Regions from separate parts of the Homo sapiens genome. Here region 1 is linked to region 2. A link is a loop called in an ENCODE intact Hi-C map of the cell type or tissue named here. Cell type or tissue: endothelial cell of umbilical vein. All regions are shown on one strand. Each heading gives the region's core, and the rest is flanking DNA. Links, peaks and the distances in the headings are about the cores only. Region 1 overlaps ADCY5 (adenylate cyclase 5). Region 2 overlaps HACD2 (3-hydroxyacyl-CoA dehydratase 2).

Region 1 (15,342 bases), core at 539-8,538, 200 kb after region 2:
GCCTGCGGCTACTCAATGAGATCATCGCTGACTTTGATGAGGTGCACAGCGGGGCCTGGGTCAGGCTGTGTTCCTGGGAGGGGCCTACAAGTCCCTGGTATGGGAGGGATGTGAAGAGACCTGGCGCCCCCTTCTACCATCGTGACATAAGCAGTGATGATGGGAGCTCTGCCGGCGGGAACCTGACCGTGTCCCCAGGTGCTGCAATGGGCACCTTGCACACATGGCCTCTCTCATCATCATGTGACAGATGAGGAAACTGAGGCCCACAGAACTCAAGTGTCTGGCCTGAGGTCACTGCCAATAAGTGGCAGAGCTGGGGTTTCAGCCCACACTGTTTGAACTTAGCCTTTGGCAGCTCTCTGACTGGCTCGCTGACCACCATTCCTCTTGTGCCATCTAGGGTGCATGGGGTCCCAGGGCCTGGGACAACCCAGTGTCTGTGCCCAGGGCTTTGAGAGAACCAAAGGAAGGAGGAGTCCTCAGGCTAAGGGAGGAGGCAGGAGAAAGATGTGAGGCCCTGAGTAGCAGAGGCCAAATTGAAGCATTCCTTCATTTCCTTCTCATACTCTGGTTGAGCACCTGGCGTGTGGAGGCACTGGGGATGCAGAGCCCGGTAGGGCAGTCTTGACCCTGGGAGCTCCTGAGTCATGGGCGTGAGAGGGGCCACCCCAGCGGGCACGCCGGGCCTGGGCATGGGGCACAGGGAGAAGCAGGATGATGGAGCTTGGCCAGGCAGTGTCAGGAACGGCCTGCAAGACTCCCGGGGCAGTGGAGTGATGGGAGTTGGCTGAGTTGAGTGTGGGAAGGCTTCCAGGAGGGCCGGGGCCAGGGGGTAGGGAAAGAATTTGCCTGCTGGACAAATGGAGGTTTCCCTGGGTGGGATGGAGGTGTGAGCTTGTTGAAGGGGAGACAAGAGACCCAGAGGTGACTAGTGACCTTGTCTTCAGGGCTCCTGGCGTGAGGGTGGGCAGGTAGCCCACAGGCACTGTCCAGTGGGTGAGTGAGTGTGGAGGGGCCTGGCTGTGTCAGGAGCGTTGCGGGCATCACACTGATGAGGATGGAGACAGGCCCCACTGTGTGAAGAGCGGACACATGAAGGGCCATGCTGCTGCACTTCCCTGGACATCCTCTGTCCCTCCCTGTGGCCCTCGGTGTCCCAGGCTTGGGGTGACCCAGGTTTGGCCTCCTTCATCCAGATCATCAGCGAGGATCGGTTCCGGCAGCTGGAGAAGATCAAGACCATCGGCAGCACCTACATGGCTGCCTCCGGCCTCAACGACTCTACCTACGACAAGGTGGGCAAGACCCACATCAAGGCACTGGCCGACTTTGCCATGAAGCTGATGGACCAGATGAAGTACATCAATGAGCACTCCTTCAACAACTTCCAGATGAAGATCGGTGAGTGGGGGCCCAGGGAGTGCTGAGCCCAGGGTGCAGTCAGGCAGAGGGCTGGCAGGGGCTCCCCCATACCCCATACCGCATCCGCCATTGTGGTCCCAAGGTAGAAGGCCAGGCGGCAGCAGAGGCTGATGTGGTGTGTTCCCTGCCCTTAGTAGGTGGGGGCAGGCATGGGTCATTCACAGCGGAATCCGCCCAGAGCCTGGCGATGCCTCTGCTGCCTTTTGACATGAGGGCCACATGGGTAGGACACCCCTTGGTGAGTTCCCACCTCACTCAGATGCAGGGCCGGCCTGGTGGGACCCAGGCTGTGCCTGCTCGAAGGGCTTTGTGGGGGATGCTCTGTGCCGAGGGCATGGGGCCTTCTGGTGGTTGTAGCACAGCAGATGGCAGTCCCATTTGTTTCGAGTAATACTGACCTAACCGCGTTGTTTTATTTAAAAGTATTCCACATTCATTCAGTAAAAATGGAAAACAGTAAAATCAAATACTTGATACATTTTAAATACACAATGTATAAACATGTTACCAGTCATTAAATTTGCAAATGTAGAACAACATCAAACATGTAATCTGCAAAATCGTTAGCAAAACAAAGTGAAATAGTTTAAAAAACTAAACATTTAAAGAATCATGTGATAGTGACCGTGAAATGATTATATTCTGACTTCTTAAAAAGAGTTACTTTTTACTCTTTTTATACAAGTTATGAAATGGGTCAGTGGGGTTATTGTTGAGTTGAGGTGGTGAGCAAAATCTTCCAGTGGCTGCTCATCCAAACTGGGGAAAGAAATGGTGAGGAGGTTGTGACAGGTCAAAGCCCTGGATCTTCCCTGGACTCCTTTGTCACATGCCTTGCCTTAGTTGGATGGCTCTGGAGGGGCTGTGCCGATACCTCTGTGGTGTCCGGCAGAGGTCCTGGATCAGTTTCAAAATAGTCATGACCATATTCTTGCTCAGAAAGTCTTTGAACCAAAAACATATGTATTTTTCTTTTTGTAAAGTCAGTTTTGTTTCATTACCCCCAACCTTTTATTTTGACAAGTTTCAACTCTACAGAAGAGATGAATGGTAAAATGAAAACCCAGGTACACACTTCCCCATGTGTTCCACCCTACTGTGTCCATAAAATAACTGTGGAATGCCAGCTCTGAACTCGTTCCACAAAGCCCAAAGTATTTCTGCAGTTTGTTTGTCCTTAGAATAGGTCTTACCGAGGGTGTACGGTCTGATGGAGCACAAGTTAGTTTTGCAATAGAAAGCTGACTTGGTGGAGTGTTGCTCCTCCCAAGGTCTGTGGAGGTAAAGAATGCTTTCTGAAAGAGCAGGCCTTTGTTCTATTAGCCATTTAATGCATTATCAACTCCCTGGGTATGTTTCAAGCCATCAATGATTCAGATTTCAAATTTTTAAAAATTACAATTATCATCCACAAAAGTACCGGCATTTCAGTTCTCAAAATTAACACATTATACCGAAATATTGGATGACTAAAAACCAGTATTGTGATCATTCCTGTCCTTGGGAGACATTTTGTTGCAGCCTGAGTGTCAGGAATCGGGCTTTCCCTGGGCCAGCTGGCTTGCTTTATCCCATAGGCACAGTGCTTTGTGGGCTTGGCCAGGTTTGCATCCTGCACTGGCTGCTGGAGGCCCCGAGCACAGCCAGCTGGGAGTCTGCTTTAAGTGATGTGCAGCCTCCATTTCTGCATTAACGTCACGCACTCTTGGTCTTGTGTAACATTGCCATTCTTGTTTTCCTTTCACCCCATCTCGTCCACCTGCTTTGGTTTGCATTTTTCTCCCAGTGTGTGTTTTTGAAAAGCCTCAACTCCTTGATTGGATCAGGCCTGGGGACTGAGTGTAGAATCTGCCAAGAGGTAGATAAGGAGCCGGGCAGGCAGCTGGGAGCCTGTGTGGCAGCTCCCCTCCTACAGACTCAGGCTTGTCTTCCCTGGGTGGCATGGCTTTGGGAAATAGAAGCCATCAGGGCTCAGTCTGGTCAGCAAGGTGGACAGTCCAGCCTGGTGATGGCACATGGGGTATAAAGCTGCCTGCGGCTTGGAAGGACTGATGAGGAGGGTCGTGGAAGGAAGTTCTGAGGACTGATGGCATTGCTGACCAAGTGAGGGTCACCAGGGGCCTAGTTTGGAGCTTGTGTGTTTTCAGTCCTGCCCTTCACACACAAGAAACAGGCAAGAGTGAGGCCTAATGAGGACAGTACGAGACCGGCAGGTTACACAGGAGGGAATGCCCCGTGCCTGGAGACAGGACAGGAAATGTCTAGGGAACATCAGTTGAGCCAGATACATGGGGGCAGGATTTAGCCTGGGGAGGAGGAGAGAGAACGCTTCAGGAGGGAGAAGCAGCTCAGCGAAGGCTCAGAGGCAGTGATGCTCAGCGTTGCCTTGGGTGAGATTGGGAAAGTGGGCAGAGGAGAGCCGAAGTGGTGGCCAGAGCTTGGTTGCTGCAGTGTGCCTGCCCCAGCTCAGAGGCGGGGGAGCAGGAGGACTTGGAGAGAGGAGACTGGCACAGGGCGATGAGTTGGGCAGGATCTAAGAGTGAGAATGGCGAGGAAAGAAACAGAAGAATGAGGAAGAGAGACACAGCCAGTCTGATAGGTTGCGCCTAAATGGCTCCAAGAGGAGGAGGATTAGGGAAAGGCAACTGCATTGCACAGGAGGTCACTAGAGACCTTGAAGAGGGCACTCCTGGTGAGGGGTGTCGAGGACACAGGTGCAGGCTCCTTGTGTCTTGCATTCACAGGCATTTGACAGGAGCAGGGTAGCGGGAGGCTGCAGGGTTTAGCACAGCCTTGGGCCTGGAAGCCCACGGGTGTCTCAGGTTGGGAGTCAGAAGGACCTGCAGCATGTGGGGAGACAGATGGTGGCAAGGTCAAGCCAGAGATGTGATGACTGTGGCTGATTCCTGTCCCCTGCAGGGCTCAACATCGGCCCCGTGGTGGCCGGGGTGATAGGGGCACGAAAGCCTCAGTACGACATCTGGGGCAATACCGTGAACGTGGCCAGCCGCATGGACAGCACCGGTGTACCCGACCGCATCCAGGTGAGTGCAGGAGCATCCACCACCCCTCACCCCATGGGAGGTCCTGTGTCTGACACCGAGAGGTCTTCAGGGCAGGCCACCTACAGTTCCCAGTCAGAATGTCTGCAGCCAGATTCAAGGGTGATGGGGCTGTTGACGCTGATGTCTTGGAAGCTTGGAGAACACAATTGTGTTTCAGGCCCTCAGCACCTTGGACAGATCTTCAGGCTTCTGCAGAGCCCTCTACTGGGCATGGAAGGGACTGGGGGCTGCTGGGAGTGGATCTGATTGTAGAGGCCGAGCTGAGAGTGCACATGCAGGCCCCAGTGCCTCCTAGCCCAGGCACACAGAGAGGATGCAAAGATGTCTGCAGGGAGCAGGTCTTACCCATTGAGCCTGCAGCACTCCTGGCCTGGCTCAGGAGAGCCAGTGGGGGCTGCTGGCCCTGGGATGGTACCTCCCCCAGCCCCAGCAGCCAAGGGCCCTGGCCACAGACTCAGAGGCCTTTTCCCCTTGCTCCCTCCTTTGCGAGCTGGGCTTGTGGTTTCCCGGCCTGCTGTTCTTCAGCTGCTGCTTTTTGAGCCTTCCTTGATTCTCTGCTGCAGTCTGATGGCAGAGGCACCGCCCTGGGCAGTAGTCCTCCTGCACGGCCCTCACCCCCAGTTCTCTGTGAGGCTGTGGGAGGTCAGCTTGCCTGGCCTGTTTTTCCAGGTGCTAACTGTGCTGCTTTTAAGGCCTTTTGCCAACACTGATGATACTGCTTAAATGTCCTGACTTCTCTCCCCCACAGGGCCTCTGAATAAAGGGCCTGACCCCAAGCACAGTCCTGGTCCACTCAGCCTGACCTGGCTGAGGTGTGGATGCTGGCCGAGGGGCCTGGCCTTAATGGCCTTTTCTCACCTCCATCCCTGTGCAAAGGAGAGAAGGACAGCAGGATGGGCCTAGAGATAGGAGCAAGGGGCATGTGTGTTTCCAAGGCTTCCAGCCCATTCAGGGACAGGCGCAAGGGACTCTCTGAGCAGCCACCATAATGACCCAGCAACTCACCTTGTGTGGGGCTGCACCACACAGGAACTGCAGCTAGTAACACAGTGGGGTCCCCTCTCAGCAGCCCACCCAGCACTCCTACCGCCTGCTGCCTGGCACTTGCACTCACTGGTGGGCTTGCAGTGTGGCTGGGGTGGGGAGCTCTGACGATGCTCACAAACAGCTCTTGGGTCATCCCAGGAGCCACTGGCTATGCTGCCCCTCCCCACATCTGTCCCCACCACTCTTCTCTTTCACCCAGCAATGGGATAGTGAAATTAGTGAGGCCATCGGTGAGCTCTCTTCTTTGTTCCGAAAGCTAAAGCAGAGCCAGACAACAAGACCTGGACCTAAGCACAGGCCCTGCCATTTATTCACTGTGTAACCTCAGGCTCGTGACTTAGATGCTCTGAGCCTGAGGGTAATAACATTAGTCACCTCACAGGAAGATGCAGTGAGATAAGCAAAGGCTCTCAAACGACCTGTGGTGAAAAAAGCAGCTTTTAAAAATCGTTCTGATCTGTCACGGAGGGATGCTTTTGTACAATGCACCGGGGACACACTTGGAGACGGGCTGCAGCCAGGTCAGATGGCTTTGAAAGCTCCCCGGCACTTACTGTCCACTCCTGAACTTATTCTGGACTCAGGGCAGTCAGTCCATGGACCACAGGCCACACTGAAACAGCACACGCAAGCTGCCCGTCACAGTGCCTGGCACGAGCAGGTGCTGAGGGTGAGAGCTGGCGTTGCTCTTTTCTTAGGATCCCTTCCATGGTGAGCTGCTGTCTGTCAGTCCCTGAGAGCACCTCAGTGGGGCAGCTGCCCCTCTCCTTCTGTGTCAGGGGCGGCAACAGGGCTGGGCAGTCAGAGGTGGCTCTACCCCACAGCAGTTCATGGCCAAGGCCATCAGTGGCTTGCCCTCTCTCCTCCTGTTCCCCCACAGGTCACCACAGACATGTACCAGGTGCTGGCTGCCAACACGTACCAGCTGGAGTGCCGGGGCGTGGTCAAGGTCAAGGGCAAAGGCGAGATGATGACCTACTTCCTCAATGGAGGGCCCCCGCTCAGTTAGCAGCTGTTGGCCAATGGTGCCAGGCAGCCTGGCCTCCAGAGGCATGGAAGCAGCTTCTCTGTGTGCCGGGGGTGGCGGGGAAGCCATGCTCCAGCCCGCAGGGCTGCGCTGCTGAGATTTTCCACTTGGACTCCAGAGCAGCTTCTGCCTTTGCTGGTGGGCAGCGGCCTCTGTCCCAGGCCCCGGGGTGCCAGCGTCCTGCGAGCACCCAGCTGACCAAAGATGTTTCCCTCTGTAGAAGACTCTGCTAGACTGGGTCTGAAGCTTGAGTTTTCTAACAGGTGCTGCTGCACAGGTGGAAAGGAGCCGTGGGAATGTGTGTGTGGCACGGCCCAGACAAGGGCAGGGCTGAGGGGCCTCCGACTCAGCTGGGGGTAGACGGGCTCGAATGTGGCCTGGGAGAGCCTAGGGGGCCCCAGGGGTCTGCTTTTCTATGTGAGCCTTTAAACTTCAGACAGGCCACCACCCTGCACCTGCAGGGGCTTTGGCACAGGAGTGCTGGCTTTGGAGGGACTGTGGCCTTCATCGTGGTCCTCTGCCCACACCTCCACGCACACAGACAGTGCCCTAGGAGGGAAACAGAACTAATTACGAGGGGGAGGCAAGAGGACGCCAAGCAAGGAGTGGTGATTCTGAGAAAAATATTTATTAAATAAAACAAAACAAGTTCTCCGTGCCCTTCTTTAGACTATGCTAGTTGTATGCGTGTAAGAGACACACAAGCAAACGAGGACGCCACTCGGGGGGAGGGCGGGGATCCCCACTTGTCTTTTTTGTATTTTTTATTTTGTATTATTGAAAGCCTTGGAGATCTCACAGATAGATATGCCAAATTCTATATTTTGTAAATTCTCTATATTAGAAAACAGCTGTGCACAGCAGGGCGGGTGTGCTCATTTGTACTGTGTGTATGTCGGTGTATGTACTGGTGTATATGTGTGTGTGTTCATGCTGTGGAACTGGTCTCACACAGGATGTGTTTCCCTCATTTCAGATTTGGCAGTTTTGGGTTTTCCAAGGTACCACCAGAGCAGTGGGTGTGTGCTTTTGGGGTACCATATGCTCAGATTAAGTAGGAGGATGCATGGACACACTGCCCCATCTTTTCTGACACACGCACACGTATGTACACACATGCACACACCCTCCTTCCCCTAAGCAAAACGCAGATGGAATAAGAAAACAAAAAGCTGCTTTCCCATCCCAGGCCGAGCTGGAACCAAGGGAAGCAATCTCATCCTGCGACAGGCAGTGTGGTGCCCTCCACACCCTGAGATTTCAGACGTTTGCGGCTTACAGAGGCAGCGCCCACAGATTCCAGAGTGCTTACAGAAGGCCAGGTGCTTTGCAGGCTGGGACGAGGAAGCCAAGCCTCCCTGGCCTACTCAGTTGGCCAAGGTGCAGGTGGCTCTTCCTGGAGATGTTCACTCAGACTGGGGGATGCAATGTGCAGCCTTCAGGTTTGCGGAAAGGGAGTGGCCTTGACCTCCACCGGCAAACCAGGCAGAGGAATGGGTAGAGCCCAGCTTTAGAGTCCACAGGGAAAGCTAGCAGGAATTTTGTTTTAGTGGGAGGGGGCAGTTAAACATACCAAGAAAAAAATACTATTTTTATAACCTATGAGGAAGACATTTGGAAAATGATACTCTAGCACAGAATTCAGTGGAATCCTTAGGGCCCATGCCCAAATCTTTCCATTGCTTCTCAGGTTAGAATGATCTTCACCTCCAACATGAGCTTGGAGGTGATGAGGCAGTGGCTCTGTGCCAGCTGCCACAATGTGACTTTGATGTCCACCTGTACCACCTCTCACTGGGCTCTAGCACCACCCTCCCCTCCCCGCACACCAACTGAACACAGCTCTGAGAAGCAAAGTGTGTGGACCCAAAACTGCCAAGCCTGAGTCTGTCCCGTGCTTCTGCTGCTCCATCCTTTGAGTTCTGCATTGCCATCCTGACGTCGGCCACAGGAGGCCTGCTTTCTTCCAGCTGTTGTTCTCAAGTTCCCTGCCCCTCCACATCGCCCGCCAGTGGTGTTGGGTTTTCGTTCTGCTTCCAACCTGAGTAAAGTGTGTGTGCTGAGTTCATCCCATGTTCTCCCATGGTCATGGCTTCCCGGCCCCATGGGGACCCCTCTCCCATCCCAGCAGTGACTGGTGACAGTGTGCAGGTGCAGTGCTAGCTCTTCGTTCCCTCTAAAGGGTGTGCACTCTTTTTATTCCTACTCTTGCAAAAACAGATACGATTATGATTTCCCATGGAAATTGAAAAGTCTATTTAAATAATTTAACTATTAAACACTTTCACTGGTAATGTGTCCTGGTCTGATTTGCAGGTTGAGCCAGGGGGGCCTGGCCCTGGGTTGAAGAACAGTGTACCCAGCCTTGGGGGTGCTGGGGAGGGGAGCCGCAGAGGGCAGAGAACTCCCCTGAGTGGGGGACAGCACCTTGCTATAGAGATAATGTTGGCTGAAGACTGCGGTCCTTGTGGGAGAACACTGGTGACCATAGCAAGAGTCAGTGCATGGGGCTGGGGAGCAGGTGCACCCAGAGCAGGAGGCTGAGGAACAAGAGCTGAGTAGGGACCAGAAGTGAAGGGGATACAAAATCCAGGATCAGACCAGAAAAGACCAGGTCCAGGGAAGGATGCTCTAACATGTTTATATGTTGGATGAGCCAAACATGTTTATATGCCACGGGAAAGAAAGGTGAAAACACAGGCATGGAACACAGATAATGGAAAGGACCCAGGCAGGTGAGTGGGGACAAGCTGCAGGCCAGAAGTGAACTGATTTGACCTGCATAGCTAATAATGATGGCATTCTCTGTGTGCCACACTGGGATATGCACCATACAAACATTATCTCATTTAATCATACTGATGAAGGAACTGAGGTACAGAGAGGTTGAGTTATTTGCCTAAGGCCACACAGCTAGTAATGAACAGAGATGAGTTTCAGAGCAGGCCTGTCTGCCGTCAAACCCCATGCAAGGAAACTCATGCGGACCTAGGACTCCTCTCCCCGCTGAGAGGAAGGGAGAGGTGGTAGGGGAGGCAGGGGCCCCTGTCAGCACTTCTGCCTGCTGTGCCATCAAATGCCAGGTTATATTTGGGTTAAGGAAAGAAATTCAGAGGGGGTTGCTCACATTAAGTTGAACACAGGTATAAATAAAGGCAGCAGTGAAAAAGATTTCACAGCTTCACTGACCAATAGCCACGTGGGGACATAGATGTCAGTCCTGGGCATGTGGCCTCCTGCTCCAAAGAAGGTAGACATCATTAAGGACTTCAATGTGCCTGCAGAAAGATGTCATTTTACTGAGGTAAGACTTTAAGTCTGAGAAATTTTCATGCTGGAGTACATTCATTAGAAAAGGAGACCAAATGATAAAACGTTCAAACTTAAGGGGCCAATTGGCCTACGTGGGAACCTCAGCTCCTGAAGAACTTCCACCCTGCTGTAGCCAGTAGAGACTAGGCCCTCAGGCAGGCTCCATGAAACCACGCGTGTAGATACCAAGGAAATGCAACTCAAAACCATCAAAAGCCCTTTCCAACCCCATCCCCACTGAGCTAGTCCCAGAGAACCTACTTGTTTCTCCCTTACGAGGGTCTACTTTTTTCCAAAAGCATATTCATATCTAGAACACCAATAAGCAAAAAGTTGATTTGAAAAGATGCTTTTGATAGGTGGGGTGAGTTTTGAACACCACTTTAACGCCCACTGACAGCAAACATCACTGAAACCAAGACCAGACTTCAGCCAACATGGTGATGATTTGACTGTAGTGTGATGTTAGCAGCTAATTAGTGGGAAGACAGTGAATCCTGGTGCATTGGAGAGGCTCAAAATAAATATTCACCAGCTAGCCACCTTACTCTTAAGACATTCAAAGTTAGAAATACATTCACAGAACTTTTCCAAAAGCAAAATTACCTGAGTGGCATGTAGTTAAATGACGCCAGGAGCTGCGGGTTTTCCATAGTGCTGCAATGGCCACGAGCTGTTCATCAGCGGGATATGAGCTTCCTGGAGTCTGAAAAAGGTGCTGAGCCCGGGTCCCTGCAGGGCAGGAAAGCCTTTTCAGGCATTTCAGCATATAGTGTTCACAAGTGCTTAGCAGATTCTCACTGCTGCCTGAACAAAAGAACGATGATGGCAGTGACAAACACGCTCTGAAATACGGCAGCTTTTGAATTTGTCTAAATCCAAATCACACACTAAAGAGAACAAATGCTGTCCAGTTCACCTTCAGAGGGAAGGGACTGACAGGGCTTGGCCATGCTGGCCATGCTGGCCCTGGCTGCCCACTGCAAGGCCCCCATCACTGAGCACAGGATCAGGAGGAGAGTTGGAAGGGCTGCTGTTATTTATGGGTGTGGGGAGGGGGAGGGCACAGCAGACCAGAGAGACCATCCCACTCCATTTGGATGAACTTCACGGTGTGTAGAGAGCTTCCACACACATTTTCTCACCTGTGCCTCCTCAGGCCTGGGAAGCCATTCGAGAAAGGACCAGAGCCTTGCCCAAGGCCACCCTGGTACTCAGAGCAGTCCCTGTGGCACTAGTCCAGAAGCACTTCTGTTCAGGGTGCCCATCTAGCTGGGTATTGAAGAGCTTGGCAGGAACAGCGGGCTCACCACTCCTCAAGGTTAACAATAGATGAAATGAGATCTGATGACTTAAGTGGGCTTTTCTTGTCCTTCCAGATTTTCACAAAAGCCGTCTTGGTGGCTTTTCATCCCTGTCTTGGGAAGGAAAATGTGATATTGGCTGTCCTCTCGCCATCTTTCTTTCCCACCTGCAGGGTCCCTGCTTGACGAGACGGACATGAGCAAAGGCAAATGAGGGCATTGGAGTAGCTGGTCTCCAGACTCTCTCCCTCCACTGGCACTCCCTGAGTCTAAATATTTGTGTCACTCTCTATCCAATCTTCAAGTGCCAGACCACATGTATGGTGCAAATATAAACACAATCTAATTAAGACGTTAAGATTTAGAGCCAAAGGCACAGAGACAAATGAGGTAAAAGTATCGTGCCAAGGGGGATGTGTGGGAAAATCACCTTCAAACCAAAGTCAGAACCAGCCCTTGCTTTGTCCTCCTGCAGACACCAGTCTGGCCCAGCAGCGTTCACAACATCAGCACAGTCAGGGGTGTCTCCCTTCGAGGGCCCCATTCAGGAGTGACGGGTGAGTGGAGATCAATCCAGGTTCACAGAGCAAGCAGAGGGTCCAGAGAGGGAAGGGGAGGAAGACGGTGAAGAGAAGGATAGGATTCACCTAGAGTTGAGGGCCAAGTAGGCAGGCATCCTGTCCCCACGGGATTCCCAGCGCCCAACCTCACCTGCCCAAGTGTCTAGTGAGCAGAGCTGATCCACTGAGGGCATTTGCATCCCCAGGGCCTCTCTCTCCTACTGCTACTCCATCAGGGCCATGAATTTAAAGAATTCTCACTGGAATCCATAAGGGGGACTATCACGGTTTTCCCTTGACCGATTTCTAATTTAGATCTGCCTGGAATCTCAGGTTTGTCAGCATCTCTGGTTAGCCTGAGACTAGTTTTCTTACTTTGCAAAATTGCTTCCCCACTTTGTTAGCTATAGTGGCAGTCCCCTCCCGGCTCACATGGGTTTTTTTGGAGGGTGCCTTTTGCCTCAGATTCTTTTAAAAGCCATGTTGCATTTGTGCAATTTAAGAGCGCCTTTCAGCTCTCACGTCCCCAGCATCTGCATGATACTGCAGCTGAAGGCTGTGGCTGCCTCCCCACACCCCTCATCTTCCCATCAACGCGTGTGCACACTCACGAGGGCCCTCAGAGTGTGGGCACAAGGGCTGCTGCCATCCATGAGCAAATTGTAGATCAGATTCGAATGTTCCAAGTCAGGTGTGTTGGGACCAAAATGCTGGTTCCATGCTGGATAGGGCAAGGTTCTTAGAGGCACCTCCCTCACTCACCAGCACCCCAGTGCCTGGGAGACTCTGCAGGTACTGGCGAGCACAGTCTACCACTCCCAGGTGTGTGACACAGGGCTTCATCCTGCTTCCTTCCCTCAGGAGGACTTTAAGGTGGGCAAAGCACCTGGCATACAGCAGGCATTTGGCAAATGTGAGTCCTTCAACCCCCTCTTCTCTCTTTGGATGCACCTCCAGTGCCCTGACCAGAAGTCTGCCCACAAGTGCCTGCCTGCTAGATATTTCAATGGGATTCTTACTTAAGTGGTGGCTTCTGAAAAGTTTTGTGCAATGATTTACGACATTCAGGGGCATTTGCAATTTAAAAGACTCTTAGCACCTTTAACTGCAACAAGGAAGACCACAACGTGGTGGCAAACGCTCTCCTAGCACTTGATGTGCCAGTCTCTAAGTGCTTTACATTTACGCACTCAATCGTCACAACACTGCTTTGCCAAAGGTACGATTATTATCCCCACTTTACATCTGAGGAAACTGAGGCAGAAGGATTAAGTAATTTGCTGAGGTCACCATGCTAGTAGAAGAGAGAGCCAGGGATGATTCTGGCTCCAAACTCTTAAACACTATTTTACACTGTGAAAAGTTCCCTTCTATTTTTTGGTTAATGTTTTCAGAGGGATCACAAATTCCCTAATCACCTAACAGAATTCCCATTAAATGACATCAAGTCAAAGAATCAACCTATTCTGGCATTTTGCTAGGAAAAGCAAATGTTTGTAACACCCAAATCACCAATAATGCTTTTATTTTCCACATCAAGATTAATTTATATGTTAGTTTTAGTACAAGTACTAAAATGTATACTTCTTGCCCTAATAGCTAAGGTATACATAAGCTTCACCATACATCTTGCAGCCACCTGTCTGTCCTATGTCATTGTTATAAATGTAGAGATTTTAGGAAACTATTTTATTCAACCTGGGACATCTATACTGTAGGAGTTAGCACTGACCTGATGTCTTATTTAAAAGTAATGTATATTACCTTTACATATATTCCTTATATATTTAAACGTATTTCCATGTTATCCAGCTTAAAATCACATGGTGGTTAAGAGCATGAGTTCTGAGTCAGATCTGGACTGAAATCCTGATGCTACCACATGGGTTAGGTTGTGACTGTGGTCAAGTCACTTAACTTCTTCATGGCCCAGGTGGCTCATTTTTAAAAGAGAAAACCTTCATAAATGCTTTCGGTAAAGATGAGATGCTTAGCATAGTGCCTGTCACACAGTATACATTGCCATTTCCCCCTTCCTGTCTGCTTCATCTGTTCACACTGCTGCTAAAACAGTAAGAACCCAGCTGTCGTCAGTCACACACACATTCCCTAAGAAGTGTCTTTCTGAGATGCACTGTGGCACAGAAAAATGAGCACCAACTTTCAAGCGACTTAAACCCAACTCCAAATTTGAACTTCACATCCACCACCAAGTGTCATACCATACGAAGACAAGTTCCTGGCCTGAGTCTTGGTTTCCTCAAATGCAAATGAGATCGTGCCCGCTCCACCTCATGCTGCCATAAGGATGAACTAAGGAGAACCCAGCACTGGCCCACAAAATGAGCTAACAAGCATTCTCCTCATTAGTCCTAGGCACTGGAGAGATTCAAAGTGCAAGAATGAAATACTTTGTTCATCTTTAGGCAAGGTCCTTTGCAACCCAACCTCAAAGAAAAGTGCTGGCACAAAGAAGGTAAGCAAGCAAGGCAGAGCTGGGGAGGGGACACCAGGAACAAATGGGGAGTGGAATGCCTGAGTCCTGCTTCCCGTTGTCAGATGGTGCCTGAATGTGCTTTCTGTTGGGTGATGCTTGTATGGCTGTGCTGTGAGATGCAGGAGAAAGGGGTGAATGTAAACCGTGGGTGGGTTTGGGCTGAAAATACTGTTTGTTGCCAAGGAAACACAAGGAACAATTCATAAGGCTAGGATATTGATTTCAAAAACTCTGAGAACTAAGGCTGATCTCTGAGTTTCCTAAAACCCCCAATTGTGCTGAGACGACTGATTACACATCAGCATTGCCAACGCAGAAGAAACCTGAATGCCCACGCATCAACACCACTCACTGTTAACAAGCAGGAGCATATGCGCCACGTGGCTTCCAACCACACAGTGTTTCCACGTTTCTTTTGATTTCATCTACTAAATAACCTAGAAAACTCAGCCACTCAAGAAAGAGACAAGAGTGGCAGCCAGTTTTTCTCTTTGAAAAACTCGATGCTTAAACAGGAGGCCGCAATCTGCCAGCATTCAACAGCAGCCCCAGAACATTAATGATCACACACCTCCAACCTTACCGGTAATGCTCAGAGTGACATTCTCGGCTCACTCAGCCCTTTTACACAAACTCAGTCACAACCCTTGGAGCTGGGTTTCTTTTGTTAACTTTTAGCGAGGTTATTACTAAAGCCAATTTAACCCTAAAATCAGACCTTACTTTACCACAGCATTTTTAGGGAGAAAGACTTTGGTTCCTTAGAGATAAGGCAGAAAAATACTATAAAGCATTGAACACAGACAAAGAATGTGGCCCTAAAGAGTGACCTATAACTTGTGGTTAAGGCTAAGTGTTCAATGAGGTTTTGAGTGGTGGCTGCTCTTGAACGTATGTGTTCTTTTACCACACACTCCACAGAAGTTCTAACTCTTACAGTGAGCCAAAAGTCTGTTAAAATAGTAACAAGGAAGGTGTACACACACACACAACCTTTGTTGAGTTCCTTGGAAACCCAACAGCTCAGAGTATGACCTTAGGTCACTTAGTAAACCTTTTGAAATGAAGGCCAAGCAATTGCCTTTTAGGGGAGCAGCTGACCTCA
Region 2 (15,784 bases), core at 1,752-9,751:
AAGCGGCAAACTCTGTTCTCTGGAATGCTCTGAAGTTATGGCTGGGACCTATCCCCTCACATCTAATGAATGAATTATAAAATGTATATGTCTATGAAGCTTCGGGGTAGTGCCTGTAATCAGAAAACAACTTAGAACCCTTTTGTTTGTTTCCAATTGAGTCATTACTGCCTGCCACTAAGAAACGTGCTTGAATCTAATAAGTATGTGTGTACCGTAAAGAATATATCTTATCTGGAGCTCAGCCTCAATCATGTCTTAACAAAATGACAGGTCTCAGAAAGGGGGAGCTCAATAGCTCAAAAGTGACAAGTCCTTTTCACAGCACCATTCTCAGAACACCTCTGAGTAACGTGTTTGCCAGTAGCTATTCTCACTGATGCACTGATGGCCCTGAAGAAGCGGATCCAGTCACATAGGAAAGGAGGCTGTGTTAGTGAAAGCACATGGAAGGTGTTGCTTTAGAAAGGTAGTCAGGAAAAACATTCAGGAATAGATTTATACACCATTATTGTTTTATTTTTAAATTTTCATTCACTCTTCTGTTTGGATACTTTTGCTAATTAACTTCCTATGTTAATTTCCACCAAGCTATAAGTCCATAGTCAGTAAAACATTCCCCTTGGGCTGTCATGAGCTAAAAGCAGTGTCATCTCCGCATGTTGGAGCAGCCAAGAAATAGTTTGGTACTACCGACATTGTCTAATCCATGTCACATCCTCATACAATTTAATTGCTCAACCATGCATTTAAAACTCCTCAAGAAAGGATTGGTACTGCAACTGTAGGTAAACTGAAAAAAAATAAGAAAGAAAGAGTTGGATGAAAATGTGAAAGCCCAAGTTTAGATGTGCATTAAGTATTAAATAGCACAGTATCTTCTTCATGGAGCCTTTTTTCCTCCCCCATCCCCTGCAGCTGCCTTTTTTTGGGGGCAGGGTGGGGGTTGATGTTGAACTTTAAGAGTTTAAAAGTTTAGCTTATTGAGTAGTTGTCATTTAAAATATAATTGCGAATATCAGAAAACTCATACTGGAAAACTAAATTTTTTTTTTCTCTTGAGACGGAGTCTCGCTCTGTTGCCCAGGCTGGAGTGCAGTGGCGCGATCTCAGCTCACTGCAAGCTCCACCTCCCGGGTTCACGCCATCCTCCTGCCTCAGCCTCCTGAGTAGCTGGGACTACAGGTGCCTGCCACCACACCCAGCTAATTTTTTTTGTATTTTTAGTAGAGACGGGGTTTCACCGTGTTAGCCAGGATGGTCTTGATCTCCTGACCTCGTGATCCACCCGCCTCAGCCTCCCAAAGTGCTGGGATTGCAGGCATGAGCCACTGCACCCAACCCCTGGAAAACTAAATTTTTAAGTGCTTATTTTTATAGAAGTTTGAAAATTTAATGCAGGCAGGTGTGTAATAAATTATTTTTGAATTGAACATTAAAATTCTGCTTCTTAAAGTCAGCACTCAACTTGGACATGTTGAAATTAGAATCTATTCTTGTATTTGATAGACAAAATATGTGGGAAAGATTTTTTGCATGACTTTTCTCTCATTTTATTCTTCCATAATGTATTTCTACTATAAAATAGAATCAACTTGGGTTATATTTGTCATTTACTTTGTTCTGTTAGATTTTTTCAGTTGTTTTTGGAAAAATTCTAGAAATCAGGATGAAAAATGCAGCTTTTCCAGGGTTGCTGGACTGGGGGTTTTATTTGGGCCTCCTTATTATAATTTGTCACTACTTATAAAAAACATTCTGTTGCAAACAGTGGTGTTGCATTGAATTGAACTTTGGCAATGAGAACACAGCACACAGCTCCCTTTTCAAAAAGGGTCTCAACCCCAGTGTGTATTTTTGTACATCAACATTTAGAATACTTATGGCAGATAAGTAAGGCATGTCACTGTGTCCTTCAGTAACCTCTCTCAGTAACTGGTTTCTTTATCCCTAACATGAATTCATTTCTCCTTTGAAGTCATTTATTATTTTATAAATTGAGAACAACCACACCACCAAATGTCACACCTTCTTATAAAGTGTGAACAAGGAAGGTCATGTTTTTGTGGGTATTTTGTCAGACTTAGAGGTTTCATTTCAGGGCATAGTCAAAGGCATCATCCTCCCAACTACCCACTTGATTATGTATTTCAGATCCCTCCGTGGGGGCCTTCTTCTGACAGAGAATTCTTTGAGGTCCGCAGTAGTGCTTTTGTCAGCACAGACTGCTAATCTACATCTTGCTGCGTTCTGTTTGCTGAGGTTGGGCTTATTCATTTAACACATACCAACCATTATCCAGAGGCACCATGGAGAGTTAGTCATGGAATAAAGCACTGTCCTTGCAGATGAAAAAAGTCTCCAGAGCAGACTTCTGACAGGAAAGGTTTAGATGCTGGAGAGTTGAAGAGGTGTAAGAAGAGATCGTGCCCTCATTTTTCACTTATTTTTTTGGTTATTCATTTATAATAAAAGGTTGGCATTGATATGGTACAACCTGCAAATTACTTGCAGTTCTGAGTTTCAGATAAAACATTATAAAACATTAAATTCAATACATACTGCTCCTTTGAAATTTGGGTAAAAAATTGTACAACCGTATATATAGTCATTTTTGTATTTTTTCTATGTTGTGAAAACCAAAATTGTAATTTTATAAGTCTTTGATTCACTAAAATTATATAATTTAAATGTATTTTTTGTATATTTAGAAATAAGGAGTCCAGAGACTACGCTTAACTTTCTATGCATGCATTTGAAAGCTGTTTTTACCTGATAATGTAGTAATAAGTTGTATTCATAAAATACTGATCTGTGTTGCATTTCAAAATAAACTGGTGTGTGCTCTGCCTGGATTTGAAATACCTACCAGTGAGTGCAGTGATTTTTCATAGTCAGTAGGCCTGAATGTGGTGTTGCAGGAATATGGGAGAATTTCAGTTCAATTATGGACTCCAGCTCTTTGACAATTTTAAAATCTAATTCTGCTATTCATAATGGTTCTGCACTTACAGGAAAGACAGATTATATTAAGAGGTTTCCAAAAAGTCCTTCCCTGCCAGTCAGTCTTCAGGCTAAGCCAGTCTGCAAGCTGGCTGCAGAGGGACAAGGGGTTCCTCATGCAAGTGACCAGGGAATCTAAGATATTAATCAGCATGGGGTTGAGGAACCTTGTCTTATAACAAGCTGGGGTTTTGTTAGTGTAACTTTTCTTTTTTTGTTTTGAGACAGAGTTTCGCTGTTGTTGCCCAGGCTGGAGTGCAATGGCACGATCTCAGCTCACTGCAACCTTCACCTCCCGGATTCAAGCGATGTTTCTGCCTCAGCCTCCCAAGTAGCTGGGATTACAGGCACCCGCCACCACACCTGGCTAATTTTTTGTATTTTTAGTAGAGATGGGGTTTCACCATGTTGGCCAGGCTGGTCTCGAACTCCTAACCTCAGGTGATCCACCCGCCTTGGCCTCCCACCACGCCTGGGATTACAGGTGTGAGCCACCACGCCCAGCCTGTTAGTGTAACTTTTCTAACAGAAGTTCAGCGGGAGATCCTGTTGCCCAGCACTGTTCATCTTACATTAAAGCAAGATGTGGTGAAGTTCAAGTACCTCATTCTGAAAATGCCTCCAAACACAGGAATCCCAGGAGTGGCCCCCCCTTACTCAGGCTCGCAGTAAGAAGTGGTGGGAAGGACACTGCCTTGGGGTGTCCTCCGCTGGGTCACAGCTGATCTAGCTCTAGGCCTCTGGTGCTGGGTATGTTCTAGTCACTTTTCCCAGTGACGACTTGATCATGGTGCCTGTAGCAGTGATGTGCTCCCCACCTGAGTCTGCCAGCTCTTTCTCAGATCATCACCACGGCCTAAGAGTGTGGTCTTTGTTCCAAAGGAGAACACTTCCCTTCTAAATGCCATCTGATCGCAGCCTAGATGTTCCCAGCTCAGAGGTTAGACCACCTCTCCTCATGTAGAGCCTATTCAGCTTCAGAGGTTGGCTTTTTCATTTATGAAAAAAGTATTGCAGCTGAAACTGCGGAACAGATGGTAAAGTTAATAGTAGAGGCTACTCAGAAAACACAACCTTTACAATGTTAGCATGGTAATGGAGACAAGGGCTTTCCAATTTGTCATTGTCATATTTTGTGGCAATTATGTGTACTATGTTAATATAAGCCTTAGCCTGGAGGAATTACCATTGGTATAATTAAGAGACCTACTGTTACACAGCATTCCAAAAATACTGCTGTGTTTTTCTATTCCCTTTAACAAGAATGAGGACTAGCTTTTCAATTCCTTTTATTATTGAAAAGAAAAAAATCCCAGCCTCACAAATAGCCTGGCTCATTGTCATACAGTTTAATGGTGAAGAAACTGTTCTAAGCAACTATTACCAAAATTAGCCATACCTATTAACATTTCTCTGCCTATAACAGAACCAGAGTTAGAAGAGAGAGCAGTGTGGTTATTTGACCAATACTTCTTTTAATTTAAAGATATATTAGTGCTATGAGGGCAAGTCTCAATACCAAAAATAATCCTTCCCACAAAAGGCAATTCACCCTAAAACCTCATTTGGTGAGCAAAAATAAGAATGTGAAAGGCTGTGTATATAAGCACCTAGAGTGCCCATTTCATAAATATTTTTATGTTTGGAAGTCACGCTTTCTGCTCCCTAATTCCAGAGCATAGACTTGTTACCATGGTAGTGCTTTCACATCTATCTTTGGCTTTGGGTGCAGGCAATCCAGATGTGTTTCCAGATGCTGCACTTGGTTAAAGCCGGGATCTGTATTTCCCCCTCGGTGTTGTCGTAGCCAGGCTTCCCCACTCGGGGGCAGCACCTCACAAGCGATTGGGGCCTTAAGAGCCAAAGGAGTTTGGGAAACAGCTTCATCCCAAGGACACGGAAAGGGGCAGAGGCACTCTAATGAAAATCAGTCACGGATCTTTTATTGTCCATATAAAGCAAAGACAGATTTTAAAGCATATTCTGGAGGAGTACAGGAAATAACACTTTTTTTGGAGCAAAGAAACCAGCTTGGGTGCGTGCTTCGAGGCTCAATCTATTTTCTCCCAGCTGCAGAGCCCTCCTCCCCATCGCAGACCCTGCAACTACTTGGTTTTGAAAAGCAGAGCGCTTTTGGAGCTGGCTTGCAAAGCAGGTGTCAGCCCTCCTGTTTCATGGAGAGCCTGCTTGTTCATATTTGAAACGTTCAGGGAGGCCAGTTCCCACTCTTATTCTGTCTCTGGATATTTTTGGAGGGTGGCCTGGGCCATGAGAAAATGTCAGGCCACCTTATAAGGCGGTGTCTGGACCAAGAATGCTTGTCTGCAGCATGTTCAGTCTATTCTGTGGATTTCAGTTAACTTGACTCTTGGACTGTGAGTTTTCTCACAGATTTAAAATGCTTCTGTTCATGCCACAGATTATTCTCACTCTTCAACAGGCTGAAAATCTTCCTCAAGAGATAGTTGTTTAAATGACAACCACTTTGGACATACCAAATGGATAATGTCCTTCACTAACCACAACTAGTTGATTGTGCCTGGGCTGATAGTCATGTTCAAGTGATTTGCTGACTTAACGAATATATGTTAAGGTGAAATCCACAGACTATTAGTTCTCAGTGATCATGGGAACATGGGCATGTTAGGGAGAGGAGTCTGTGGTTTAAAACACTGAAACAAAAATTAAAGTTTTCTCTCCTGCTAAATGTTTCAGATCTTTCTGTATATGAATGCAACCTCCAAGAGGAGTGTTAATGCAGGATTTTCCAAACCTGTTTTTCACCTTTATCTTTGACACGTCTTCAGGGCTAAAGTTCTTTGAACACACTTTGAAAAATACTAATCTATCGGTGGCAGCTGTCCCCATCAGGGAATATTGACCTATCCAAGGGGAAAAATGAGAGATGGGGGTTTAGCCTGGGCTCTAGGAAGATTTTTCCTTGTTCCTGCTCTGTTGTTTCTAGGGATCTTTTTTCTTCTTTTGAGGCAGGGTCTTGCTCTATAACCTAGGCTGGAATGCAGCGGCATGATCAGGGCTCACAGCAGCCTCAACTTCCCGGGCTCAAGCAATCCTCCCACCTCAGCCTCCCCCATAGCTGGGACTACAGGCATGCACCACCACACCTGAATAATTTTGGAGGTTTTTGGTAGAGCTGGGGTCTCAGTATGTTGCTCAGGCTGGCCCCAAACTCCTGGGCTCATGCCATCCTCCTGCCTTGGCCTCCCAAAGTGATGGGATTATAGGCGTAAGCCACCATGCCCAGCCCCTTGGGGCTTTAAAAATATATAGAAATCACCATCATCAAATAGGTAATTGAATTATTAGGCTGAGAACCCAGGTGTCGGCAGCACTGGCTGGAGGCTTCCACTTGATGTGAACTTGTCTGAGCAGACTGGGCTGGGACTGGCAGCACCTGTGGTGCTGTGATCAATCTGCTGGGCCTCACCCTGGGGCTGCCTGCCTGGGACACTCTCTGTAATTTCTTTTAAACTTCATCTTTCAATCTCTTACTCACTATCAGCCCAGGATATCACCCCCAATTTCACAGAGAAAACAGAGCCATCAGATAGTAATTCCTTCCACTTTTTTTGTCACCAGATCTATAAACTTGCCCATGCTGGGATCATCCTTTCCTTTTCCTGATGTTAGAATGGATGGGGTGACCTTTCACCAAAACTAATCCCTACCTTGTGCTCCAGATGTTTTTATCTTTCCCTTTCCTCACAGACCTCACTCTGTCAATTCTCCCTCTCTCTCTCTGTACTTCCTCTTTGCCAGCTCTTCCCATGTTGGCCTTGACCCCATATCCTCCACTACTTCCACCTCTCTCCTGTCCTCTGGAAGAGATACCTATGAAGCACTTCTTTTTTTGAGACAGAGTCTCACTCTGTCACCCAGGCTGGAGTGCAGCAGCACGATCTCAGCTCACTGCAACTTCTGCCTCCCAGGTTCAAGTGATTCTCTTACCTCAGCCTCCCTAGTAACTGGGATTACAGGCCTGCACCACCACGCCTAGCTAATTTTTGTATTTTTAGTAGAGACGAGGTTTCACTATGTTGGCCAGGCTGGTCTCGAACTCCTGACCTCAAGGGATCCACCCGCCGCAGCCTCCCAGAGTGCTGGGATTACAGGCATGAGCCACCGTGCCCAGCCCACTTCTCTCTTTCTTATCTGGCACTCTTCCTGTCTCACTCTAGCCTGGCTTTTCCTATCATCCCCCTCTGTTCAAGGTCACTAATGACCTTGTTATGAAAGCCAGTGCACACTTTTTTGTCTCTGTCTTGTGGTTGAAGTTGGCGTGCAGTCCTGCTGGGTGTTAGAAATAATGATACGGCTTTGGAGTAGACTGGGGGGCCCAACAATGCCCAGTCCCAGCCCAGAACTCTCATTTCTCCTCGATGCATTCCCAGTGGAGTTGTATACAAAAGAATCAATGGAAAGCAAGCAAACTCGTGTTGCAGTTAACTGGCTTGAGCCCTAGGGTAGGATTATGGTAGTCTGGGCAGAACCTCACAGAACACTCCTGCTTCCTAAACCAGTGAGAGGTAGTGGCTTCAGCACAGGAAACTGTGAGACCTGCTCAATTCACCTCTCACCCGACCCCATCCCACTCTCCATCCTAGCACTTAGCTCTTATCCACTGAAATGGGGAGAAAGGCTGCTCCGACACCCCCAGCTCCGGGACAGAAATTCATAAAGATTGAGTGCATGTGCCGCCATGCTCGGCTGGTGGGGGCCAGGGCCAGGAAGGACAGGAAAGCATCCAAGAAGAGAGCCCACCCCGCTCCACTTACCACTTAGGACTGGAGAGACAGAAGAGGGAACCACACCCCTGTGCACAGACCTCTTAATGCCCATTGGCTCCATCACTCCCACTAGCAAATGCAGCTCCATCACAATCTCAGAACTGAACATTAAGATCAACATTCCTCTTCCTTAGGGAGGAACGAAGATGTGTTGGAGAAGGATGAAGATGGACTTTGGAATCCTTCCCAGGAAGCCAACATCTTTCCTTCCCATCAGCCAGCCATCTTTCCTGAAATGACCTTTTCTTTTGAGATCCTGTTCTTTTGGTTCTCTCCTGCCTAAACCAACCTTTCTCTGTCTCCCCTGCCAACCCCCCAACTCAGAGGTTCTCAGACTTGAGTGTGCACCTATGGCGCTGGTTAAAATCAGATTCCTGGACCTTCCCCAGGCCTTCTGAATCTGAATCGCTGGAGACAGAGCTTGGGGTTCCATTTTTAGGCACACTCCATGGGTGATTCTGATGCAGGGGCTTCTGGGTTAATTTGGGGGAACATTGCCTTAAAGGTGCCTGATCCTGAGGGTTTTGTTCAGCATCTCCTCTCACTTCGAACCCCAGACCCCTGACCAGTGGTCCCCAGAGCATATCTGGCCCACAGATGTATTCTGTTCTGCCCACATTGTATTAAAGTGGAACCAGTTATAAACACTTTAAAACTGAGAGACATCATGTAACCATCTAAGAAAAATCAGAAGGTGAGGCTGCAGGAGTCCACACTCCTACCTGTCAGGCATCCGCAAGGACCAGGGGGAGCTGCCCCACTGGATGGAGCACTAGGGAAAGGGTTCAGCTTAGGCCCCAGTGCTTCCTGTCCAGAGACTCTGGTTCAGCCCTGTCCCTGCCCAGCCAGCCTTGCAGGTTTCTGAAGCAGGCGCTGGAGAGGAGCAGCAAGGCTCCCGTGGCTTCCAGCTGCATCTCCATGCTGGTGGCTCAGGCCTCTGTCTAAGCCTGCATCATTTCAGACTTCTCCTGGCCATCGCCACTGAGGTATGCCATGAGCACCAAAGGCTCAACCTATCCAAAATGAAGCACCCTCCTCTTCCTCTGCCACCAATCTTTTCTTCCTCTTCCTCCTCCTGCCCTCCTCCTGTCTCCCCCACCTCGCTGAATGGCATCCCATCGTCCAGTTGCTCAAGTCAAGAACTTGGGAGTCACTTTTCCTCTTCTGCTCCCTGATTGGCCCCGAGCCCCCTTCATTTTGAATCAGTAGCTAAATCCTGTTGATTCTGTCTGCTGAGGATGGACTGAATCTATCCAATCTATCAACTTCCCTCTTCCACTGCCTCCTTTCTTGTCCACGCCACCATCATCTCTCAGCTGGATGGCAGCTGAAGCCTCCTAACCAGCCTCTCACCTTCCACTTCTGGTCTCCCGAATTCATTCTCCATACAGCAGCCAGAATCAACTTTTAAAAATGCAAGATGTAGCCAAGCGTGATGGCTCACGCCTGTAATCCCAGCACTTTGGGAGGCCAACGCGAGCGCATCACTTGAGGTCAGGAGTTTGAGACCAGCCTGGCCAATGTGGTAAAACCCCATTTCTACTAAAAATACAAAAATTAGCCAGACATGGTGGCACATGCCCATAGTCCCAGCTACTCAGGAGGCTGAGGCAGGAGAATTGCTTGAACCCGGGAAGCAGAGGTTGCAGTGAGCAGAGATTGCGCCATCGCACTCCAGTCTGGGCGTCACAGCGAGACTCCATCTCAAAATTTAAAAAAACCCAAATGAACAAAACGAAATGTGAGATCATGTTTTCTCCACTTAAAAGCCTTCAGTAAGTGTGTTGTTCTTGGGGTAAAGTCCAGACTCCCAAACATGAGCTAAGACCTTCATCGACCTGTGCCTGCCTGCCTGTGTCCCTAGCCCCTCCACTCCCCATCCTGAGAAAGCCTATCAGGCTCTCAGGGCGCTTGGCTGTCACATCCTGGCTTTTGTACACCACATTCCCTCCACTTGGAAGACTCATTCCCCCTCCACCTTGCTAATTCATTTCCATCCTTCAGGTGTGACTGGGGCCCCCTTCTCCAGGAAATACCTGCCCCAGGTCCCAGAACTGGCTATGGTGCTCCTCCTAGATGCTCCCACAGTGCCAGGGTTGTCAAAACAAATAAGCCCAGCTAAATTTGAATTTCAGACAACAATGAAGAATTTTTCAGCATAAGTGTGTGTCCAGCAACATGTTTAATAATTTGCCAGGTGCAGTGACTCACACCTGTAATCCCAGCACTTTGGGAGGCTGAGGTAGGAGGATCACTTAAGCTCAGGAGTTCAAGACCAGCCTGGGCAACATAGTGAGACCATGACTCTACGAAAACATAATAATTTTCTTAAAAACACTTTAGGCCAGGCTCGGTGGCTCACGCCTGTAATCCCAGCACTTTGGGAGGCCAAGGTGGGCGGATCACAAGGTCAGGAGATCGAGACCATCCTGGCTAACATGGCGAAACCCCATCTCTACTAAAAAAATACAAAAAATTAGCTGGGTGTGGTGACGGGTGCCTGTAGTCCCAGCTACTCGGGAGGCTGAGGCAGGAGAATGGCGTGAACCTGGAACCTGGGAGGCGGAGCTTGCAGTGAGCTGAGATCACGCCACTGCACTCCAGCCTGGGCGACAGAGCAAGACTCCGTCTCAAAAAAAAAAAAAAAAAACACTTTAAATAATTTGCTAACTTGCTCTGTGACAATGAGCATGTTTCCCCATCACAGTCCTCGTTGCTCTGTGACAATGAGCATGCTTCCCCATCACAGTCCTCGTTGCCGCCTCTTACCTGTTTGCCCACCAAGGACGGAAAGCTCCCCAAGGGTAAGAACTTCATCAGGCTTGCTTCCCACTGTATTCTCAGGGCCCAGCCTTTCACTGGGGTTTGGGAGATGTCAGGAAGCTCATAAACAGATGATTAAATCAGGTAGTTTAACGGACTGTGAAGAAACCTAGAAAGGCAATGTGTTAGAAAGTGTGGTCAGATGAAGTCTCTCTGAGGAGTGATTCAGGATTTGAACCAGATCTCACTGACCCCAAAGCCCACAACTGTTTCCCTCCACCAGGGTCAAGCCTCATTTGTGGCAGAATATCATGTGAGTTGCCCACCAAGGCAGCCTCTCAAAGGTTGCAGAAGCTCCTTAGAGACTGGAGGCCTCTCTGAGCCCTTGGGGCTCCTGACAAGCACGGTGAATGTGATAAGACGTCGAGGTGCTGGGAGGACCCCACCTCCTGGAGCCCAGGCTGCAGCACCATTCCATGGCTGCTGTAGTCAGAGCACTGGGCATCTGAGCTCCAAACTTTCCTGACTTTCCTGGGACCCAGCATCACCCTCGGGTCCCGGTCATTAGCAGAGCTGCTGGCAGCTCGGAGTCTGCTCACAAGATTCTCACAGGCCTCCAGGTCCTTATCTGCAGCATCCTGGGACCAAGCCCCCTCCCCAGGGCTGGGCTGGGTGGGCCATGCCAGGGGCACCTCTGCCCACAGCCTAAAGCCTACATTGCCTATGTTTCTTTGGGTCATTGCTGCCTCTTCTTCCCAGCATTAGGGCAGCTCATCAAGCCCCAGCTTTCCCTGAAAGCCCTCCTGGGCCCGGCAGCACACACTGACATTGCCTGCCCACAGCTGGGGCTGCTTTACCTCATGCCCAAAGTAAGCCGAGGAGCAGCCCCACCCGCTCCACGGAAGACTGCCCCTACCCGCTACAGCACCACAAGCCCCCAGCGCACATCGTACCTGAGGGAACTATGCCATCTCAGGCGTGGAAGGGGCCTCAGAATGGCGTTGTCACCTCCAGTCTCCACTTGTACAGAGTTGGAAACTGATGCCAAGAGGGATAGGGGCCACTTGGCTGGGCACGGTGGCTCACGCCTGTAATCCCAGCACTTTGGGAGGTCGAGGTGGGTGGATCACAAGGTTAGGAGATCAAGACCATCCTGGCTAACATGGTGAAACCCCATCTCTACTAAAAATACAAAAATTAGCCGGGCATGGTGGCAGATGCATGTAGTCCCAGCTACTTGGGAGGCTGAGGCAGAAGAATGGCTTGAACCCGGGAGGCAGAGCTTGCAGTGAGCTGAGATTGCGCCACTGTACTCCAGCCTGGGCAACAGAGGGATAGGAGCCGCTCCTCATCCCCCCACCCCACCCTACAGCCTGCAGGATGGTGTGCAGGGCATTTCAGGGTAAGCCAAGTAGGTAACTTCCTACTCCTCCAGGGACCTGAGCTTGCTGCCAAGGCAGGCAGAGTCAGGGCTGCCCACATTGTGATCTCAGGTGGGGATTTTCCGGGAGATTGTGGATTTAGGGGGGACCCTCCCAGGCCCTGAGAAGGATGTCGTGAATACTGCCGCGAATAAGCTTGGAGGACACAACCAGGGGGCCGCTGTTTCAGGCAGCCCGGGGAGGACCGAGGGCAACAGAAAGAGGGAGGTCCACCAGGAGTTTCCAGTAACCCCTCTGGAAGCTTGTGGTTGCACAGCTTAATCTGGGTCTGTGAGGGTTTTCCCAAGTTTCCTACATGTATTTACCCAAGAACTGATATCTGTGGGCACCTTCCAGAAGGCCCAGTTCCTGCCTCAGCCACTCTCCCCTAGTCAGAGCAGCATCCTGAGGCGCAGCCTACAGATACGGAGTCCAAGGGCTTGCCCAGCCTCCTGTCAGGAATGTCAATCCCAAGCCAGGTGGCTGTTTGGCTTGCCTGGTATATTTAGAAAAGTCAGGCTCCCTGCTCCCTTACAAAGTGTGAACTGCACCTATCACATGGAAATGTGATTCACTTCTCAGCAGCCCAGCTGAGCGGCTTCCACCGCCCCCAAGCATCCCTCCTCCCTGCCTCCCTCAGCCCTCTCTGCACGGGTATCCTCATATCCTCCAGTGGAGCTGAAGGCCCTGCCCCACTGTGACAGGGAAGGGCTGGTGGAAGGCACCTCAGTGGTCAAAGGCAAATGTCCCTTTTGCATTTTCTGGTAGCAATGCATTGGTCTTACTCTGTTTCCTTCTCTCTGGAAATCTGGATGCTTTCTTCCTCAGAGTCCTCAATTCTCACCGCCCTGACACACACACACTCTGCTCCTCCTGGGGTCTTGAGAAGCCCTGGATTGACTTGCAATCTGACCATGAGCCCCTCATGTAAACAAGTGGCATAAAGCAGAGGTTGTATCCTGGCAGCCAGTAGGCTTTTCGTTTTTGTTTTTGTTTTTCTTAAAATGATATTTTAAATTGTTTTGGTTACCAGCGTTTTAAAATTATGAGAGTTCACATTTTAAAAAATGAATTTCCTGCTTCTCTTGAAAGAAGATGTGGCACTCCGGCAAGCCTGGGCCTGGTTCCTGCACGCCTCGGCACACCCGCGGGGACTGAGTGGAGGCTGTCCCCTTTCTACAAGTGGGTTCTCCAGGTCACCTCACCAGGCCTGTGCATTCATTTGAGTTCCCTGCCTGGGCCTTGGAGATTTCTGGATTTAGAACTCCACATACCTGGGACCTTCCATTCCAGCAGAGATAGAGCAGAGACACCCCTAGTACCATAGGGCCTCATTTCTCCTTTTCCTCCCTCGGTTTCTCACTCTTCACTCTTCAGTCTTCTGAGTTATCTCCCTTCTTCTCGCACCCCTCTTGAGTACCCTGTATCATTGACTTATGTGGTTCTATTTTTGCCCAATACCAATCTCCCAGCCCTTCCTTGCCTGGTTCCTTGGAGACAGAGCCTTGTGATGCTTTGGAGTTGGGCGTGAGTTCGATTCCTGCTCCACTTTTTGTCTTCACCACTTTCCTGAGCCTCTTTCACGTAAAAAATAGAGAGAAAATGATACCTCGTTTGCAAGGTTGCCCCGTTCCCTAGCTCATGAAGTGGTCAAAGACAGCTGAGTTTGTTTCAGTGGAGAGCAGAGACTGTGGCCTCCTCTCCTGGCCCTGCAGAAACCTCAGCCACTTCCCCATTCTGTGGTCCCAGGACATAGCACGTGTGCACAGGCTACCCCCAGTGGGGCCCAGAGGTGCCAATGCCTCTGACACTTGAGGACAGGAACTCCCCTAAGTGACAAGCCTCATCGGGCTGCTAGACACTAGTCAGGCCCAGGCTGGGCTCCACCCAGGAGTCACCCAGGATCTCAGGACATGCTTCCCCCTCCTTCCCCAAAATCCCCAAAGCCAGGTGTCTGCCCCTGCCCAGGACCACAGGGAATACTGCTGATACTGCTCAGCATGTACTGTGCCAAGCACTGTTTATATTTTTCATATGCGTTAACTCCTGAAATTATCCCAATAATTCTACAATTTCAACACTGTTAGACTCCCATTTTACAGAGGAAGAAACAGGAATCGTTGAGGAAAGGTTAAATAACTGGCGCAAAATCACCCAGCAGGTGAGTGGTAGAGCCTGGCTATAAAGGGAGGCTGTGGAGTTCCAGAACTTACACCTTTCATGACTGTGCTAATTATACCGCTTTTACTGTAGCTCCCAGACCACGGTGCCCCGTGCTGAGCATTCAGCCCCTCTCTCGCCATCTTGAATCACTTCAGCTGCCGCAGCCCAGCCTGGCCCCCAAGCTGGTTACCCATGAGCACCGCGTCATGGCAGAGCCCAAACAACACCCGCAATAGGCAAATACCTGGAGATAGAACTCTCGTTTTGAAGTCAATCTTTTGATCACACAGAGAAAGTAAGTGCTCAACAATGAAATCCTCTTCCCTTTGTTGTCACAAACATAAAGCAACCCATTCAAGTGCCCACAAAATGATAAAATCCCCGCATCTCTATTCCTCATTTTTGCCGTCTTGCTCAGTGCTAGCCTTGAGGGCCTGATACAGCTCCTTCTGCACCTGCAGGCTGGGTCCCTTTCCCTTGGGACTGGCGGGCTCCTTCAGCCCCTCCTAGGGACACTGACACCAACCTGACGCTCACAAAAAGAATTCTCAGAACCTGACACAATGGAGCCGTGTTGTTTTCTTGCTTAGACCCTGGCAGAAATGTAATAGCTACCCTGGGAGGGGAAGGCATGCCAGGCAGGGACCAGTAGATGGAGAATCTAAGCAAAGAAGGGAGGAAATCCGCTTGCATTCTGCCCTGACAGGAGTCCAGTCCTCCTCAGCCCTACAAAGGCCCTGAGCTGGGCAGCTGGCCCTCCGTGGGGGTAATTCCCACTGAGAGGTTGGTGGAGCTGCTCAGCACACTCACGGGCTTCTAGACCTGCACCTGCGTGTCCCTGTGGTCCATTAGTTCCCAAGCCCAGGCGCTCAGGGGCCCAGGAAACATGATATGATTCTTTTCCACAGGCTTCCAAACCTTGCCCGCCCTCATCCTCAGGTTCTCCAGGTCCTGGCTGCTGCTCTCACCTCCCATGAGAGCACCAAGTCTCCTTCCTGCTACCGCAAGACTTGACCTCCCTAGAAAAAAACAGCCAGTCCCCAGCCGTCTCTTGAGAATCAGGACAAAGAAGCGAAAACACAAAAACATGGTGGAGACGCAGAAACGTGCCCTTTGCCCAAGTCCCGCCCCCTGGCCTGCCCCAGCACTGTCCACCTGAAAGCCCTGCCTGCCCCAGCACTGTCCACCTGAAAGCCCTGCCTGCCCCAGCACTGTCCACCTGAAAGCCCTGCCTGCCCCAGCACTGTCCACCTGAAAGCCCTGCCTGCCCCAGCACTGTCCACCTGAAAGCCCTGCCTGCCCCAGCACTGTCCACCTGAAAGCCCTGCCTGCCCCAGCACTGTCCACCTGAAAGCCCTGCCTGCCCCAGCACTGTCCACCTGAAAGCCCTGCCTGCCCCAGCACTGTCCACCTGAAAGCCCTGCCTGCCCCAGCACTGTCCACCTGAAAGCCCTGCCTGCCCCAGCACTGTCCACCTGAAAGCCCTGCCTGCCCCAGCACTGTCCACCTGAAAGCCCTGCCTGCCCCAGCACTGTCCACCTGAAAGCCCTGCCTGCCCCAGCACTGTCCACCTGAAAGCTCTGCCTGCTCCAGCACCGTCCATCTGAATAGTCCAGTGGCACTGGA

The links. Hi-C counts contacts between places; a loop is a spot of excess contacts. Peaks named below come from ENCODE experiments on the same cell type or tissue, not always from the same donor. Only the 100,000 strongest peaks of a DNase experiment are listed, where the experiment ranks them.
Region 1: it touches region 2 in a loop (11-fold over the local background); 2 of 110 quality-filtered maps call a loop at or near these places.

Annotation. Positions count from the first base shown.
Region 1 is chr3:123,275,812-123,291,153 of GRCh38, reverse strand. ADCY5 (adenylate cyclase 5) reads left to right here. Exons shown (of 21, transcript NM_183357.3): 18 at 1-41; 19 at 1,200-1,404; 20 at 4,345-4,469; 21 at 6,418-8,858. The coding sequence ends at 6,546. Among named protein-coding and RNA genes, the nearest start is that of SEC22A, 82 kb to the right of the region's middle. In endothelial cell of umbilical vein, for the core only: a CTCF peak has its summit at 4,698 (motif pointing left); a DNase peak (open chromatin) is centred at 4,683.
Region 2 is chr3:123,478,632-123,494,415 of GRCh38, reverse strand. HACD2 (3-hydroxyacyl-CoA dehydratase 2) reads left to right here. Exons shown (of 7, transcript NM_198402.5): 7 at 1-2,862. Among named protein-coding and RNA genes, the nearest start is that of ADCY5, 37 kb to the right of the region's middle. RefSeq lists a silencer at 13,800-13,899. In endothelial cell of umbilical vein, for the core only: a CTCF peak has its summit at 4,821 (motif pointing right); a DNase peak (open chromatin) is centred at 4,825.